Regions from separate parts of the Homo sapiens genome. Here region 2 is linked to region 1. Evidence: read pairs that join two places in POLR2A ChIA-PET (ENCODE). Cell type or tissue: OCI-LY7. All regions are shown on one strand. Region 1 overlaps SH3KBP1 (SH3 domain containing kinase binding protein 1). Region 2 overlaps SH3KBP1 (SH3 domain containing kinase binding protein 1).

Region 1 (8,000 bases):
TTTGGCAAAAGGGATGTTATTAAATTCAGAGAAAAAGGAAAAAGCCCATCCTTTTGTAATTTGCAAGCTCCTGCAAGTGTTTCTGTCTGGTGAGTTTCTATGCCTACAGCTGTTAACTAAAAGGAGAACATAAGAGAAGTCAGGAGATACTACCATATATCCAAAGACATCAGAAGAAAGTTGCCCTTACTTGTTTCTGATTTTTAAATCAAAGTAATGCAATGTTCTTATATTTTACCTAGCAGTTTTCGTTATGGACACTTAGGACACATGACTTGGATAGGCAAGTACTGGCTAAAAGTCTCCTTGTTTTACTAAAGCAGGAACCTAAATCACAGAGAAGAGACTGACGAGCCCAAGCACCACACCAGGTATAAGTAGAACCTATGATCCCATAGAAATAACAGCAGCTCACCCCCTTTGAGAATGAAAAAAGAAAAAGAAAAAAGAAACAACAGCAACAGCTACTGTTTACTGAATGCCTACCATGTGCCAGGCACTAGAATAAGCACTTAAAAAAAAAAGAAAAGAAAAGAAAGAAAGTCTCACTCTGTTGCCCAGGCTGGAGTGCAGTGGCATGATCACAGCTCACTGTAGCCTCGAATTCCTGGACTCGAGTGATCCTCCTGCCTCAGTCTCCTGTGTAGCTGGGATTACAGGTACATGCTACCATGCATGGCTAATTTAAAAAAAATTTTTGTAGAGATGGGGCTCTCACTATATTGCCCAGACTGGTTTTAAACTCCTGGCCTCCAGCAGTCCTCCAGCCTCAGCCTCCCAAGTCACTGGGATTACAGGCATGCTTTAAATACTCAATCCTCACAACCACCCCTTGAGGTACCTACTATGCGCAGCCCCTTGAGTGAAGGGCTCATTGCCCCTACTGCCTGCTGGGAGTGCTGTCAGCAGGCAGCTGCCAGTTGTCAGCTATTCCAGGGACCATCTCAGCTGCAGAGAGCCTCCTCAGCCAAGGCACTCCCTCCCCTCCAGGGCAGCCCACACCCCATGGTATCAAAGTCTCAGCCATCTCAGCCCAACATGGGATGACTCAGATGGGCCATTTTGGCTCCAAAACTTTCCACGAATTTGGCCAAGGCTTTTTGAGCCAGTATCACATCATGACTTCTCCCTCTGCCCAATCCTTCTTCCTTTTTGCTTCATAGGTATTGAACTCTAAAACATATCTTCATGTTAAATGCTGGCTCAGGGTATGCCTTCTAGAGAACCCCACCTGTGACAACCTTGTTTTCATTACGTAGATAAGGAAACTGGGGCTCAGTGAAATTAAGTCACTTGCTGATTAAGGGTCATAAAAGCAGTAAAGTGGCAGGGTCTAGAATTGGGCCTATTAAGTCCAACTCCAGAGCCCAAGCTCTTGACTCCTTCTCGAAGCTGCTTTAGTCAGCCTTCTGGTCTTCCAGGCTGGGGATCTGGCCTTGGAGACAGTGAGTTATCAAGGACGCCAGGCAGCCTGTGTCACCCCGGCTCACTGCCAGCTAAGTAAATTACCTTTGCCTCTCTCAGTTTAAAAGTACTACTAATAAACAAAAATCATGCACTCGACCTATCCAGAGGGGCCTGTTCTTCCCACTCAGACTCAAGATATAAGATGGGGCTCGTGCACAGACGGCAATGTGGAAGATGCACCATGTGCATCTCTCGAGACCATGAACTCAGCCAGTGGCATGGCCCAATTTAGCCTGCGTTGGGACAGTTAAGCCAAGACATGTGGTACAGACAAGGTGTTGAAGTGCACAGGAAGCCAAGGCAAGCAAACAAACAAGTAAATTAGCAGTAGCACTAACAGCAGCCACAAAAAAAAAAATACCAAAAAGAACCCACAAACCTTTTGGAGGTGAGCAAGGATGAAAGAAGAAAGAGCAAATCTACCGATTGCTACTGAACCAGAGTCCAAGTCCATATGGTGACTCTTTTTGGCAGCAACACACCCCTCTCCGCCGCCACCCCGTGCCCCAGAAAGGAGGTACGAGTGTTTGGGCTTCAACTGCCTACAAAATTTGACAAGGAGGAAAGAAAGCTGGGAAGAAAAGGAAAGGAAAAGAAATAGAAACGCCCCATTGCCTGTGCTTAGGAAACCACTGAGGCACACACCACACATCCTCTATTGTTCATCACTTTTCATTGCATTGGGAACAGATGATAATGGATGTCAAATGTGCAGATCCTAGAGAAACCACTCGAATTATCCTATCTTCTTTTTTTATGACAACTTTTTACTTTATTTCAATAGCTTTTGGGGTACACGTGATTTTTGGTTACGTGGATGAATTGTACAGCAGTGAAGTCTGGGATTTTGGAGCACCTGTCACCTGAGAACCTATCTTCTTTCTTTCTCCAACTCTGCAACCTTGCTTATCACTCCCTCCTAGTGTAAAACTACTGCATCTCATTGTTTACCTCTGTGGCCCTGTCCAGTCGGGTGCCTGAGGATACAAGGCCAACGCAAGTAAGCGCTCCCTTCCTGCTCTCCTGGCTGCCTACTTATAACATCTCAGACTTCAGCTCTGATTGTTAAAGGTGAGTAGAGACTACCCAGCTGAAGCCCCCATTTTATTACAGACAGAGGTCCTGTGCTCTGAGAGTGGGGAGTGATATACCCAAGGCCACCTAGTTGATTGGTGGCAGAGCTGGAACCAGATGGAAAGTTCCTCATGCCAAGCCAGTCCAATCTTTTCCTACCACATTTGGGATGGCAATAATGTAAGTGAGCATCCGTGTGCACAGGTTTTATGCTCCAAGAGATGTTTTTCTCTCAAATGAACAGCAACAAGAGGGCCCTGCCCATCTGTGAAGATAGCAGATGCAAAGCCAGTCCTTCAGAAGCATTCTGCCCCAGGAGGGATGTTACTGCTCATGGAACTTGGATCCTTCCATCAGGAAAGGACAAAATGGGAGTATCAGTAATCCCAGTTTCCTTTGCTCCTCAGATGGAGGGCAGGAGGAGCCTCCCTCCCTTTCCCAGAAATCCAAATCCAAAGGTTCTGCTGTTATCTGCTATGAGTCCCCACATACTCACCTGGTAGCCAAAAATGTCCCAGGAATCACAGGAACTTTTGGACTGAAAAAGTGGTACCATTTAAATGTGGGACAAGCAGAGGGAGGCCAGGGGCACAAGAAGCAGAAACCAGAGTGGTTTTCCTGGCAGCTCTCCCTTTGCATCGTGCGTCCTTGTCTGGATAAGCACAAACAAGCTGGGCTATTTATAGATGGTGAAGACACGCTGGAAGGTGATGGGAAAGTGCTCACTCAATTCCCCTCCAAATTCCTGTTCATTGTGCAGACTCTGCAAATATATCTGGAAGCAGGCCTCTCTCCAGAGCCCATCCAGGGCCTGACAAGCCCTGCAATCCACTATGGCACAAGGATGATGACATCCATAGACGTCGCCTGCAAACCCACAGCTTGACATCTCAAAGAGGCGCAAGGGGCTTTAAGGATGCTGAGCCCCCATCTTGGGCAGTGTCTGGAGGAACGAGAATTCATCATCATGTGACTGTGAGAAAAGTTTGCAGGGTGCCGTGTGGAGGAACCGTACTACTCAAAGACATAGCCCATGGAAAACACATTCTAGAAACCAATTAGTACAAAGCATGCGTGAGGTGTTAACATTTCCTACTGTTTCACTGCCTGATTCTGGCCATCAGTGGCAGGAAAATCCATGTGACTCAGCCTGGGCTGAGGCTAAATCCCATCACTATGGTTGATTCACTTTATGTGTGGGAGGAAGGAAAGAGAGTGAGAGAAGATAATATGTACAAGTGGAATGAGGTCAGCAAATCATGCAGATGTCCCTAAAGTATGACAAGGTACTTCCCCCCATGCCTGTGACCTATGGGACTACCTTCCATCAGTTGCTGGCCTTCCCTGGGTCCTGGCTCTTGCTGCAGCTGGGGGAGGCCACTCATGCTTCCACCCGGAGGATGTTCACTTTTCCACTCCCTTGGGGCCCCAGAGCCTGATGCAGGAACCCCTCCCCCATGGAGGTCACAGATTTAGTAAGTGCCTCTCAAGTTGCCAGGCAATGAGCTAGGCCCCTGAGGTGGAGCAGTTTGTTTAAACTCTCCACACCTGAGCAAGGTAGGCCTTGTGGTGTCATTTTGCAGGGGAGGGAACTGAGTGAGACTCAAGGTGGTGAGCACCTTGCACGAAGTCACAGGGTATCTAAGAAGAGGGTTGGGGTTTCAACCCCAGTGTGCCTGGCCCCAAAGCCCAAGCAAGCAGTGGGTGGGCCTGGTTACCATAGTTAACTACTACCTAGAAGAGGGCCAGGGCAAAGGTAGGCACTTAACGAGTATTTGAAACAAACAAATGAATCATACATACACATACACACATATACACACACACAAATTTTCTTTCCTTCCTGAATCTATATCTAGCACCCATTCTCCATCTTTTTTCCATAGCCAATTTCTCACAAGACAAGTCTACCCACGCTTGGCCGCTTGCCCATTCTCTCTTCAACTCACCCCAAATCTGTCTCCTGCCCACAACTGTTGCATGGAAATTGCTCGACTGGGATCACCAAGGGCCAACTAATGAGCAAAGCCTGGGTGTCCCTGGCTCTCGAGATGGCAGTGGTTCTCACAATGTGGTCCCCTGACCAGTAGCAGCAGCAGCAGCAGCACTGGGAGCTTGGGAGAAATGCAAATTCTCAGGCCTTAATTCAGACCTACTGAGTTAGAAACCTGGGGTGCCAGCAATCTGTGTTTCAACAAGCACCCCTAAACACCCGTGATTCGGATGCACGCCCAGGTGTGAGCACTGCTGATCAGTAGTTGCTCCACACTTCCTCCTTCTAGCTTCCATGACATCACACTCCTCCTACCCTTTTGGATGGCTCCTAGGCCTTCCTCCACCCTGTACGCAGTGATTTTCCCTGCTGCTGTCTCTACTCTTTCCTCCTCCTGTTCTCCGTAATCTCCTGCAGTGGTCATATCTATTCCATGCTTGTAACTACCATCTATAAGCCAATGGCATCCACCTCTGTAATTGCTTTTTTTTCTCTTTTTAATTATTTAGAGACAGGGCTTCACTCTGTCACCCAGGATGGACGGTGTGTAGTGGTGCAATCATTGCTCACTATGGCCTTGAACTCCCAGGCTCAAGTGATCCTCCCACCTCAACCTCTCAAGTAGCTGGGACTACAGACATGCAACACCATGCATGGCTAATTTTAAAACTTTGTAGAGATCTCTATGTTGCCTAGGCTAGTCTAGAACTCCTGGCCTTAAGTGATCCTCCTGCCTCTGCCTCTCAAAGCACCGGGATTACACATGTGAGCCACTGCACCAAGCCAACCTCTGTAATTTCTAGCCAAGACTTCTCTCCTGAATTCTCCAAAGATAAGTCTTCATCCTGATTTGTATTAAAGGAGGGAAACACACAAAAATCACACAAGGAATCACTAGGAATCTTTAGAAAGAAATTCACAACACCTGAGTAATCCCAATTCAAAATGATGGGCTAAGCATCCAAGTATTCAGTTTACCTGCTGACTTAGGGAACATTGCACACACTCACTAGCTTTCTCGTCCTCTTTTTTGATTAATGGATTGATTAGTTTATGCCTAATAAAAGCAAAGAGGTCTTTTCTAATGCTTTCTTTTGGTGGGCATGGGAGTTGGACACCTCACGGAGTGATCAGTACCTGGAAGCTTATTTCCTGCTACATCATAACCCCAAGGTCTTAAGCCAAGATGCCTTGGTAAATTTAAAGAAAAAATTAACTTCCATGCTCTTAAGTTGGTCCCAAGAGAGACATCTGCCCTTCCCTATGCACTTAGTTGATGTTTGGCATATAAATGTTTACTTAATCTTTGCCTCAAGCTAAAATGCTTCAGAACTCATCAGTCACTTAACTCCCAGTGTTTCTCTGAAATCCAGTGCTCCAGCATCACTACAGGTTTAAAAAAAAAAAAAAAAAAAAGCGATTCCACTGCGTGCTGCCCCTCCCCTTATCCTATGCTCCAATTCTCTCAGTATAGCCTCCAGCTCTTCACAAGAAGTCCACATGGTATGTTTAACATTTAAAGCAATAGGTCATCTCCAAGTGGCATAGGTCTGGAAAGTCACTGGGCCTCCTACCCACATCCTGGTGTCCATCATCCAACTGCCTATCTTCGAAAGCAATTCCTGGGCACATGTTTCCACATGTAAAGTCAATGGACAGTGACCTCTGGGATGTCTGATTCATAGCAACCAACTCCCCCATATCTGGACCCTTCTCATTGAATGGTCCGCTTCCATCCTGACATTCTCAGCCACCGGCCAAAGCAAAAGCTGTTAATTCTGCTCTGCCCGACAGAGGATAGAGCCAGCAGGCTCACACCACCTGCTACCACACTGTCAAACCCTCTTGTCACTATCATCAACTCCCAGAACACACCAGCACCCATGGGAGGACACTGGCTTGTAGAACACTGGCCTCCCTGACTCCAGCTCTTGCCATCTTCCTGAGCCTATGGTGGCCGCGTGGGTGATCCATCCCCAACTCCGGCCCCTCCTTCCTCGGTATCTTCAGTTCTATGACCTTCATTCATTCATCTTCAGTCACCCACATTTGTGGCCACAACCATTGCGAATGTTTTCATCTTCCAAACAAACCCACCTCCAAGGTTGTAAGCACCAACCTCCCCTTTCTGATCACCATCTCCTGTGCTTCCTTCCAGCCATCAACTTTGCCCTGCTCCCACTCCATCCTTGCTGGCCTCACTTCCTCTCCTTCATCCCAGACCTTCTCCCCACATCTCTAACTCAAGGCTCCCTGACACCTGCCCCTGGCCACTCAGAGAGCATGTGCTACAGCGGGAGACAGGCAAAGCTCCCCAACTCACAGTGAAGGTCCTGCTCTAGCTTCTCTATTCTTTGGGAAGAAAATGACTAATCCTTATGCCTTGGGATGTCTGAGTTTGGGAGGATTAACAAGCCTGCTTTGGACTGGTCAGGCTGCTTCTATCTCTTGCCCTATCAGAATTATTTCCTTTTGAGGGTACACACCTGCCCTGCCCCTCAGGTTTCTTGCTTGCTGCCTTCCACTGCATGCAATTACTAGAGCTAAGGGCAGCCTGCCTCTCTCCAGCATTTCCTTGGGTTTTTCTTTTTCTTCTTTTGGACTCTTCTCCCAAGTCTCAGGAACTCTTTTCACAGAGGAACCCATTTTTATTCAATTGCTAATACACATTATTATTATTATTATTATTATTATTATTATTATTATTATTTTTGAGACGCAGTTTCACTCTTGTTGCCCAGGCTGGAGAGCAATGGTGCAATCTTGGCTCGCTGCAACCTCTGCCTCCCGGGTTCAAGCGATTCTCCCGCCTCAGCCTCCTGAGTAGCTGGGATTACAGGCACCCGCCACCAAGCCTGGCTAATTTTTTGTATTTTTAGTAGAGACAGGGTTTCACCATGTTGGCCAGGCTGGTCTCAAACTCCTGACCTCAGGTGATCCACTTGCCTAGGCCTCCCAAAGTGCTGGGATTACAGGCATGAGCCAGCGTGCCCAGCCCACCATTGAATTTTTAAATCAATGCTGGTATTACATTTTTGAAAGTCTTTTCTTCCTGTTGAAATTCCACATGAACTTACTTTCTAGAAGTGGGGAGAACATTCTTACTAAAGGTCAAGTATATTACTATCTGAGGAAGGGAGCGATCACTGTAAGAGCCTTCATGTGCGTTTCCACTTGCTCAGGCTGAACACAGACTGCTGACTGATGTCACTGTGGTTTTCCTAGATATAATTCCTAAAAACTGTGAACTGGAACACCTGGGTCTGACCAGGACTAATATAATTACTAATTATAGTATTATTATAATTATTAATAATTATGGTGCTATTAATAATATATATTATTTATGTATACTTATAACTATATTAATATACTAATATATTTATTAACACATATGTATATATTTGTTAACATATATTTATATATCAATGGTATATGTTTATATATTTCTAAATATATAAATATA
Region 2 (8,000 bases), 260 kb after region 1:
CGGTTTGACTTCTGGGTCTCCCATCCCCCGCCAATACTATGTGATGCTAACCTCTCTGGGTCTCAGTTGTACAAAATGTCAAAGCTAATAATCCCCATCTGATATGGTTTGGCTGTGTCCCCACCCAAATCTCACCTTGAATTGTAGTTCCCATAATCCCCAAGTGTTGTAGGAGGGACCCAGTGGGAGGTAATTGAACTATGAGGGCAGTTACTCTCATGCTTTTCTTGTGATAGTGAGTGAGTTCTCATGAGATCTGATGGTTTTATAAGGGACTTTTCCCCCTTTTGTTTGGCATTTCTCCTTCCTGCCACCATGTGAAGAAGGATGTGTTTGCTTTCCCTTCTGTCATGATTGTTAAGTTTCCTGAGGCCTCCCCAGCCATACTGAACTGAGTCAATTAAACCTCTTTCCTTTATAAATTACCCAATCTTGGGTATGTCTTTATTAGCAGCACAAGAACAGACTAATACACCATCCGACAGAGGTAACACCCATCTTGCAGCAACAACACGTGTAAAGACAGGTGGCATAGAGGGCCTGGCTGGCCAAGCCAATGTCTCAGACCGCCTACATCAGAACCACAACTGCCCTCTCAACAGATGAGCTCTTACGCATCAATTCCATGTTACATTGTTTTCCTGATCTATGAAAATCTCTCATACTTGGTAATGAGCAAAGGCAACAGGTAAGAAAGGTGGGTCTTCTCACTGACAAAGTGCCAATGCAAATTAGCAGCATTAACCAATCCAAAAATTAGTTAACTTATGCAATTCATTTAGACTGGACTTCTCCTCATGACCACCTCAATATGAACCAATTTCATAACACTTTTTTTTTTTTTTTTTTTTTTTTGAGATGGAGTCTCACTCTGTCACCCAGGCTGGACTGCAGTGGCGCAATCTCAGCTTACTGCAACCTCCACCTCCCACGTTCAAGCGATTCTCCTTGAATGCATGCCACCCCACCCAGCTAATTTTTGTATTTTTAGTAGAGACGGGGTTTCACCATGTTGGCCAGGCTGGTCTTGAACTCCTGACCTCAGATGATCTGCCCGCCTCGGCTTCCCAAAGTGCTGGAATTACAGGCATGAGCCACCGTGCCCAGCCACCTTTTCCTTTTTTATTTGCAGATCCGTATGAATGAATGAATGAATGGCAAATGAATGAATACAAGGATAGCAAAAATTAGATAAATCCCCAGTGGTAAATTAGCAATTCAGAAATTATGATAAAATAATGGAAGAGGAAAAGTTAAATGAGCTCTGTAAAGCATGCATATGCTAAAATTAACTCAAAATAGTTCACAGACCTAAGTGTAAGAGCTAAAATTGTAAAACTTTTTATAAGAATGGATAGGAGAAAATCTTAATGACCTTAGGTTTGGCAAAGATTTCTTAAATAGGAGACAAAAAGCACAAATGAGTAAAACAACAACAACAACAACAACAACAACAACAACAACAACAAACCAACTTCAATACACTGAGATAGGTTTTAAGCATCCATTGAGATGATGGGAGAAAAAAATTACAATGTCTATTCATTTTGTTTTAACTTTAAAAAAGTAATAATTCAACTTCTCTATTGTTCCATTGACAGAATGACACAGGTTCCTTCACCCAGTCTCCAGGACACACAGTCAGGGATCCTTTAAGGGGCAGGAAGCAGCCAGAGGGACAGTGGAATCAAGGAGTACCACCAGAGCAAGCACCAGCATTCCATGTGATGCTAACTTCTCTAGGTCTCAGTTGTATGTCAAAGCTAATAATTCCCATCTGATATGGTTTGACTGTGTCCCCACCATGGGGTGCCCTGCAGTTCTCTGGTGCCTCCTGGTACAGCCTCCTTATGGCTATGACCCCTTCTTGCTGAAATCACCCTCACAAAGTGGGTCAGCTGCTTGAAAAGATCTGTGTAAAGAAAGTAGGAGCTGTAGACAACACGAGGCCAAGTGCCAAGAAAATGGGAGAGCTGGCCGGGCACGGTGGCTCATGCCTGTAATCCCAGCACTTTGGGAGGCCAAGGCCGGCGGATCACAAGGTCAGGAGTTTGAGACCTACCTAGCCAACATGATGAAGCCCTGTCTCTACTAAAAATACAAAAATTAGCTGGGCTTGGTGGTGGGTGCTTGTAATCCCAGCTACTCTGGAGGCTGAGGCAGGAGAATCGCTTGAAACCGGAAGGCGGAGGTTGCGGTGAGCCAAGATCATGCCGCTGTACTCCAGCCTGGGGAAAAGAGCGAAACTTTGTCTCAAAAAAAAAAAAAAAAAAAAGAAAAAAAGAAAAGGAAAAAAAGAAAGAAAGAAAATGATAGAGTTGCCACTTCAGCTTCTGCTGGGAGCTCTTTGCCCACCACATGGGGAAGACACATCAGATCTTACGGGGAGATGGCCCCCAAACACTCAGTTATCAAGATCATTCATAATATGGGTTTCTTTCCACCCCTGACATTGGTGTAAGTGTGGAACCATCAGGATTAGCAAGATATTTTAAAACTATGTACCTGAACCATGAAGAAAATGTCTTCATTTTTCCACCAATGTCTAAAGTCATACAATACTCAATTTTATGTGTTTCAAAAGTTTGTTAAGCCTAATAATAACAGCGTAGGAGCTTCTCTGGGGTTTTCTTGATCTTCAATTAGTACAGGAATATATGTACACAATCTATACATAATTAAGAAGATACTAAAAAAAAAAAACAAAATTTTTTTTTTTTTTTTAGACAGGGTCTGGCTCTGTTGCCCAGGCTGGAGTGCAGTGGCACCATCTCAGCTCACTGCAACCTCTGTCTCCCAGGCTCAAGTGTTCCTCCCACCTCAGCCTCCCAAGTAGCTGGGACTACAGGTGCACACCACCATGCCCAGCTAATTTTTGTATTGTTTGTAGAGACAGGATTTCACCGTGTTGGTCAGGCTGACTTCAAATGTTCTGCCTGCCTTGGCCTCCCAAAGTGCTGGGATTACAGGCGTGAGCGACCACCCTGGCCATTGCCCTTTCTTTAAACTTAAGTAATCATGCACAGCCTCCTTGCCTTCTGGCCACAGCTAGGTCCTGACTGCCTCCACATCACCTTCCAAGCTCTTCTAGACCCAAGGCCTCTCTGGCCCCTGCCACTGAGGCAATCCCAAGCTGTGTCTTGTCTTCCCTGTGAGCCCCTGAATGCCTTCTGGGTATGGATCACCCTTAGTTCTGCTGGGGCCCCTATAAGCATCCATGACATGCAGTAGGTGCTCAATAAAGACTTGATCAACTGACCACTCAGCTTGCATTTTATGATGATAGACCGTTCCCAGCCCAACAAAGGTGCTACTAAAATGTCAAGTGTCAATCACATTTTGCAAATTGAGTCATATTCTTCCGTGCACTAAGGGAGCTTGCTATTTAAAAGATCCTGTGGTTAATTCTTTTGTAACATGAATAATTACTTCCTGCTTTACCTTTCCTGTCAAGATGAATTTTTTTTACATATCAGGTTTCTCTAAGAAGAGGAAACCTGTGGCTTTGTTAAGAGCTCATAAATCATGAGGATATGTCTCTCCTACCCACTCTAAGGGCTCTTTCCAGTGCCCTCTGCAAGCCTTTGAAAGGTTTAGAACTTTGATGTCCAATACAGTGTCACTGCAAATGTGGCTAATGACTACTTGGAATGTGGCTAGTCTGAACTGACGTGTGCCATAAGATACATCCCAAGTTCCAAAGACTTGTTTAGAAAAAAATAATGTGAAATAGCTCATTATTTTCACATCAATTGCATGTTGAAGTGATGTTTTAGATCTGTTGGGTTAAATAAATATATTATACAAATTAATTTTACCTTTTTAAAATTTTATTAATGTGACTACTAGAACATTTAAAATGACATGTGGCTTGTATCACGTCTCTATAGAACAGAATGGTTTAGGATAATACTTGGCAAACAGGTGGTGAAGATCTTGGATGATACAAACACAGCCAAAATTATATCACAAGAGCCCAGAAGAAAGTCTATGCCCCCAAAACCCATTTCCTTGCCTTCGAGAGGCTGCAGGTAACTGCAGGAAGGATGAAACATTACCTATGATTTTTTTAAAGTGGTACCCTTTGAGAAATTACCTCTGGGTATGAGCAGAAAATTAAAACATTAAGCTAAATAAAATACATCAGAGGTGTAATTAGGATAACAGTAAACAAAATCCCATATTTAAAGACACCATAAATTACAAAACTTAAGAACATCTCCCTGTCAGAAAAATACCACCCTCCAGCTGTGTGCTGTGCCAAAAGGCCAGCCTCCACAAGTTTGCTACATCTACAGTCACTGCAAAAACCAATGCTACAGTTAACCCCATGTTACAAAAAGATAGAGCCAGGGGAGATAAGAGATCTGCTTAGAAATGCAAAACACTTCACCCTCCCCTATCTCTACCTTCAAACTTGCTGGAATGTCTCCTCCCCCAAAGACGAAATGGGTGGTTTTTAACTGTGGGTTGGCTAAGCCAGCTGCCTAGCAGCTTCTCAGGGCCAGCTTCTCACTATGGCGGTGGTGGTGGCGGTGGTATATCCGTGGCCCTGCTCTGTGACCCAGTCCTTCCCTACCTCCCTCTGCTCACTGTCCTTCCTGTCTCCTAGGACCAGTTCACCTCACTATAATTTCACACTGACTTACCCCAACTAGACTGCAACCTTCATCTGGGAAAAGCCCTTATCTTTGCCAGGATTCTAAATCCTTCACCTAGCATCCTGTCTGCTTCAATAAATATTTGAATAAACCAGAAAGCATGAAGGAGAATGAAAGTTTCCAATTAATTTCCTCCGCTGTATACACATATACACAATGTCACAGAGGTCTCAGTGCAGTAAGCTTTAATCATTTCAGAAGTAGAAATGTTACACACTTACTGCTTTTGCACTTATTGTGTTCTGTGAATTCTGAAGAATAAATTTTTAATTTTAGTGTTTTGTTTCAGTCCTCTGAAGGGCATAGAAAATCAAGAAGTAATTTTTTGCCAAAACAGACTTCACCAAAAAAGATCATGAGTACTGATCATTAGAGATGGAAAGAACATCAGATATCATCTAGTCTATTTTTTTTTCCTGAATTTTACAAATGAGGAACTGAGGCCTAGAAGGTTCCATGACTTAGGCTTAGAGACATTGAGAGGTAAATAATGGCAGCATCAAGCCCAGGGCTACGTTCTCCTAAATTATGGTCCACTGGAGAGAAGGAAGGATTTAAAAGAGAAAGCAGAGAAACCTGAGACCAGCGAGATACAGACTTTCACACCATTGATGCGGGCGGGGGGGTGGGGGGGGGCTCTTTTTTTCTTTCATGTATAACATAGTTTCCAGAATACCCAGAAAAAGTTACACCAGTCAGGAACATATTTAAAAAAAAACTATGTTCAAATCTAAAAAGACAGAAAACCAATCAGTGGCTGCCTAGGGCCGGGGATGGGAATGGGGATGGACTGCAGATGGGTATGAAGAATCTTTTTGGGGTGACGGAAATATTCTCAAATTAAATTGTGGTGAGAGTTACAGGATGCTGTAAATTTACTTGAAAAGTATTAAACTGTACACTTAAAATGGGTGAAATTTTATACCTCAGTACAGCTTTTACAAATAAAAATTGGCCGGGCGCAGTGGCTCACGCCTGTAATCCCAACACTTTGGGAGGCCGAGGCGGGCAGATCACAAGGTCAGGAGTTCAAGACCAGTCTGACCAACATGGTGAAACCCTGTCTCTACTAAAAATACAAAAATTAGCTGGGTGTGGTGGCACGTGCCTGTAATCCCAGCTACTCAGGAGGCTGAGGCAGGAGAATAGCTTGAACCCCAGAGGCAGAGGTTGCAGTGAGCTGAGATCATGCCACTGCACTCCAGCCTGGGTGACAGAGCAAGAATCCATCTCAAAAAAATAATAATATTAAAATTAAAAGTCTAAACAATATATATTTAAGAATTTATTATTGTAGATTGTCGGTCATTGAGGTGGTAGACTGTGTTTGTGCCCTAGCAGGAGAACACTCCCCATGCAGGGAGGGGAACTGTTTGGGGGAACTTCCCCTCCACCATGAGATAGTTTGATGGGACTGTCCATCAACATGCCCTGCCCTCTGCCAGCCAATGTATGACATAGGACCCAACTGTGATCAAAGCAATGTGACAAACACTGGAGACGGCTGGAGCAGATTCCCCCACCAGGGCTCTCAGAAGTGAGATCCCTGAAGCTGCCCAGTTGCCATCTTTCTCAGACCTGATCCTCTAGCTTCTCCTTCCACCCTATAAACTACCCCAATGCCTTCTGATAAATCCTTTTTGCTACCTTAGTTAAGGAAGAGTTGGTTTCTTTTACTTAAAACCAGAGAACCGTAACAGATACTCGTGCATCAACTTTTTTTTTTTTTTTTTTTTTTTTTTTGAGACGGAGTCTTGCTCTTGTCCCCTGGGCTGGAGTGCAATGGCGTGATCTCGGCTCACTGCAACCTCCACCTCCCAGGTTCAAGCAATTCTCTTGCCTCAGCCTCCCGAGTAGCTGGGATTACAGGCACCTGCCACAACGCCCAGCTAATTTTTGTATTTTTTAGTAGAGAAGGGGTTTCACCATGTTGGTCAGGCTGGTCTCGAACTCCTGACCTCAGGTGATCTACCCACCTCGGCCTCCCAAAGTGCTGGGATTGCAAGCGTGAGCCACCATGCCTGGCCATACATCAACTTTACATACACACAGACTCTTCTCTATGCAAGTCTGCACAAGGCCAAGTTCTTACCATCCAGTGCCCTCCCATTAGTGTCAGGGCTGAAGGGTTTGGGGGTCTGAATTTCCCAGGTCAAGGCCACAGATACTGTGGGGATCTCCGCGTACAATAAAGCTGACCTACATACCAGCCACGTTTTCCTTTTGGTGTCTTCACAAACACACCACTAAGGGACATCAACCCAACAAGCAGGTAATTCCCAAGACCTGCATCTTAAAAACTGAACATCAGCTTCCCCAACAAAGACAGGCTCAGAACACGGACCCCAGTGACAGACAGTCCCTGGGCCTGAACTCTCTCCCTGGGCAGGAGGCAGCACACCTGTGGCTGGATGGCCTCTGGCAGGATTCAACAATGTCTGTAGCAGGCCCAGTAGCAGCTCAAAGAATTGGGGAGCAGCAGGGAAAGCAGAAAAGAGATGAATCAAGAAAGAAGAGAAAAAACAAACCCGGCTGTGTGAGAGGAAAGAAAGGCCCACCATTGCCTGCCTCAGACACCATTAAGGATACTCTTGTCACTTGCTGCTTTCCACGAAGGCCCAAGGAACCTGAGCCTCCCAGCCCATCTCTCCTCTCTTGTCACCTCTAAGCATGAGGTGTAGGAGAAAGCCCAGCAGGCCTGGGAGCAAATTCCAGCTTAGACATTCACTGGCTGTGTGACATGGGGTGAGATTCCTAGCTCGAGCCCACTTTCTTTGTGTTTAAAATCAGAAGGTGATCTGTGGCAAGGGTGAGACGTGATATCTGTAAACTGTATACAGAAGCTGCTCCATTAATGCCAGATGCTAGTCTTGCAGGTCATTATCATGCTATGCTGTGAGGGCTTCCCCGACATGCCCTCCCTACACACACCCTGGAATGGGAGCTCTTAAAGGGCAGATCTGAGCACCCTCTCCTCCTCGTCTGGTGTCTGGCACAAAGTAGGTGCTCAATAAATGTTGGTGACTGAGTGCACCATACGACACCAGGAGTGTCCTTACAAAGTACTGACCTCGAACTATACCTTACCATTCAACTCAAAGAAATGCAGTTACAAATGTGAGCCTTGTTATTTAACTTGAAGGCTAGAGAAAGCTGATGATCAACATGACCAGTTGGCCACAAAACAAGTATACGCCACTAGTCCAGGCCTCTCAAGTTACTGTGATCAGTCTTGATTTCACTCTTACCTTCACCACAACCAATGCCTATATAGCAGAGGGGCATTCAATCAAAGATCAGAATGAAATGCAGGGCCTGGATGGGAAAGCATTCACAAGA

What was found. ChIA-PET counts read pairs that join two places held together with the same protein. Peaks named below come from ENCODE experiments on the same cell type or tissue, not always from the same donor. Only the 100,000 strongest peaks of a DNase experiment are listed, where the experiment ranks them.
Region 2: POLR2A ChIA-PET joins it to region 1 with 24 read pairs; 3 of 35 experiments call an interaction of 5 or more read pairs at or near these places.

Annotation. Positions count from the first base shown.
Region 1 is chrX:19,575,924-19,583,923 of GRCh38, forward strand. The region is part of intron 12 of SH3KBP1 (SH3 domain containing kinase binding protein 1); the gene reads right to left. Among named protein-coding and RNA genes, the nearest start is that of MAP3K15, 64 kb to the left of the region's middle. In OCI-LY7, no CTCF peak of the experiment used is centred here; no DNase peak of the experiment used is centred here.
Region 2 is chrX:19,836,632-19,844,631 of GRCh38, forward strand. The region is part of intron 1 of SH3KBP1 (SH3 domain containing kinase binding protein 1); the gene reads right to left. Among named protein-coding and RNA genes, the nearest start is that of SH3KBP1, 47 kb to the right of the region's middle. RefSeq lists an enhancer at 3,536-3,585. In OCI-LY7, no CTCF peak of the experiment used is centred here; DNase peaks (open chromatin) are centred at 3,440 and 4,490; H3K4me3 peaks cover 1,767 bases; H3K27ac peaks cover 2,784 bases.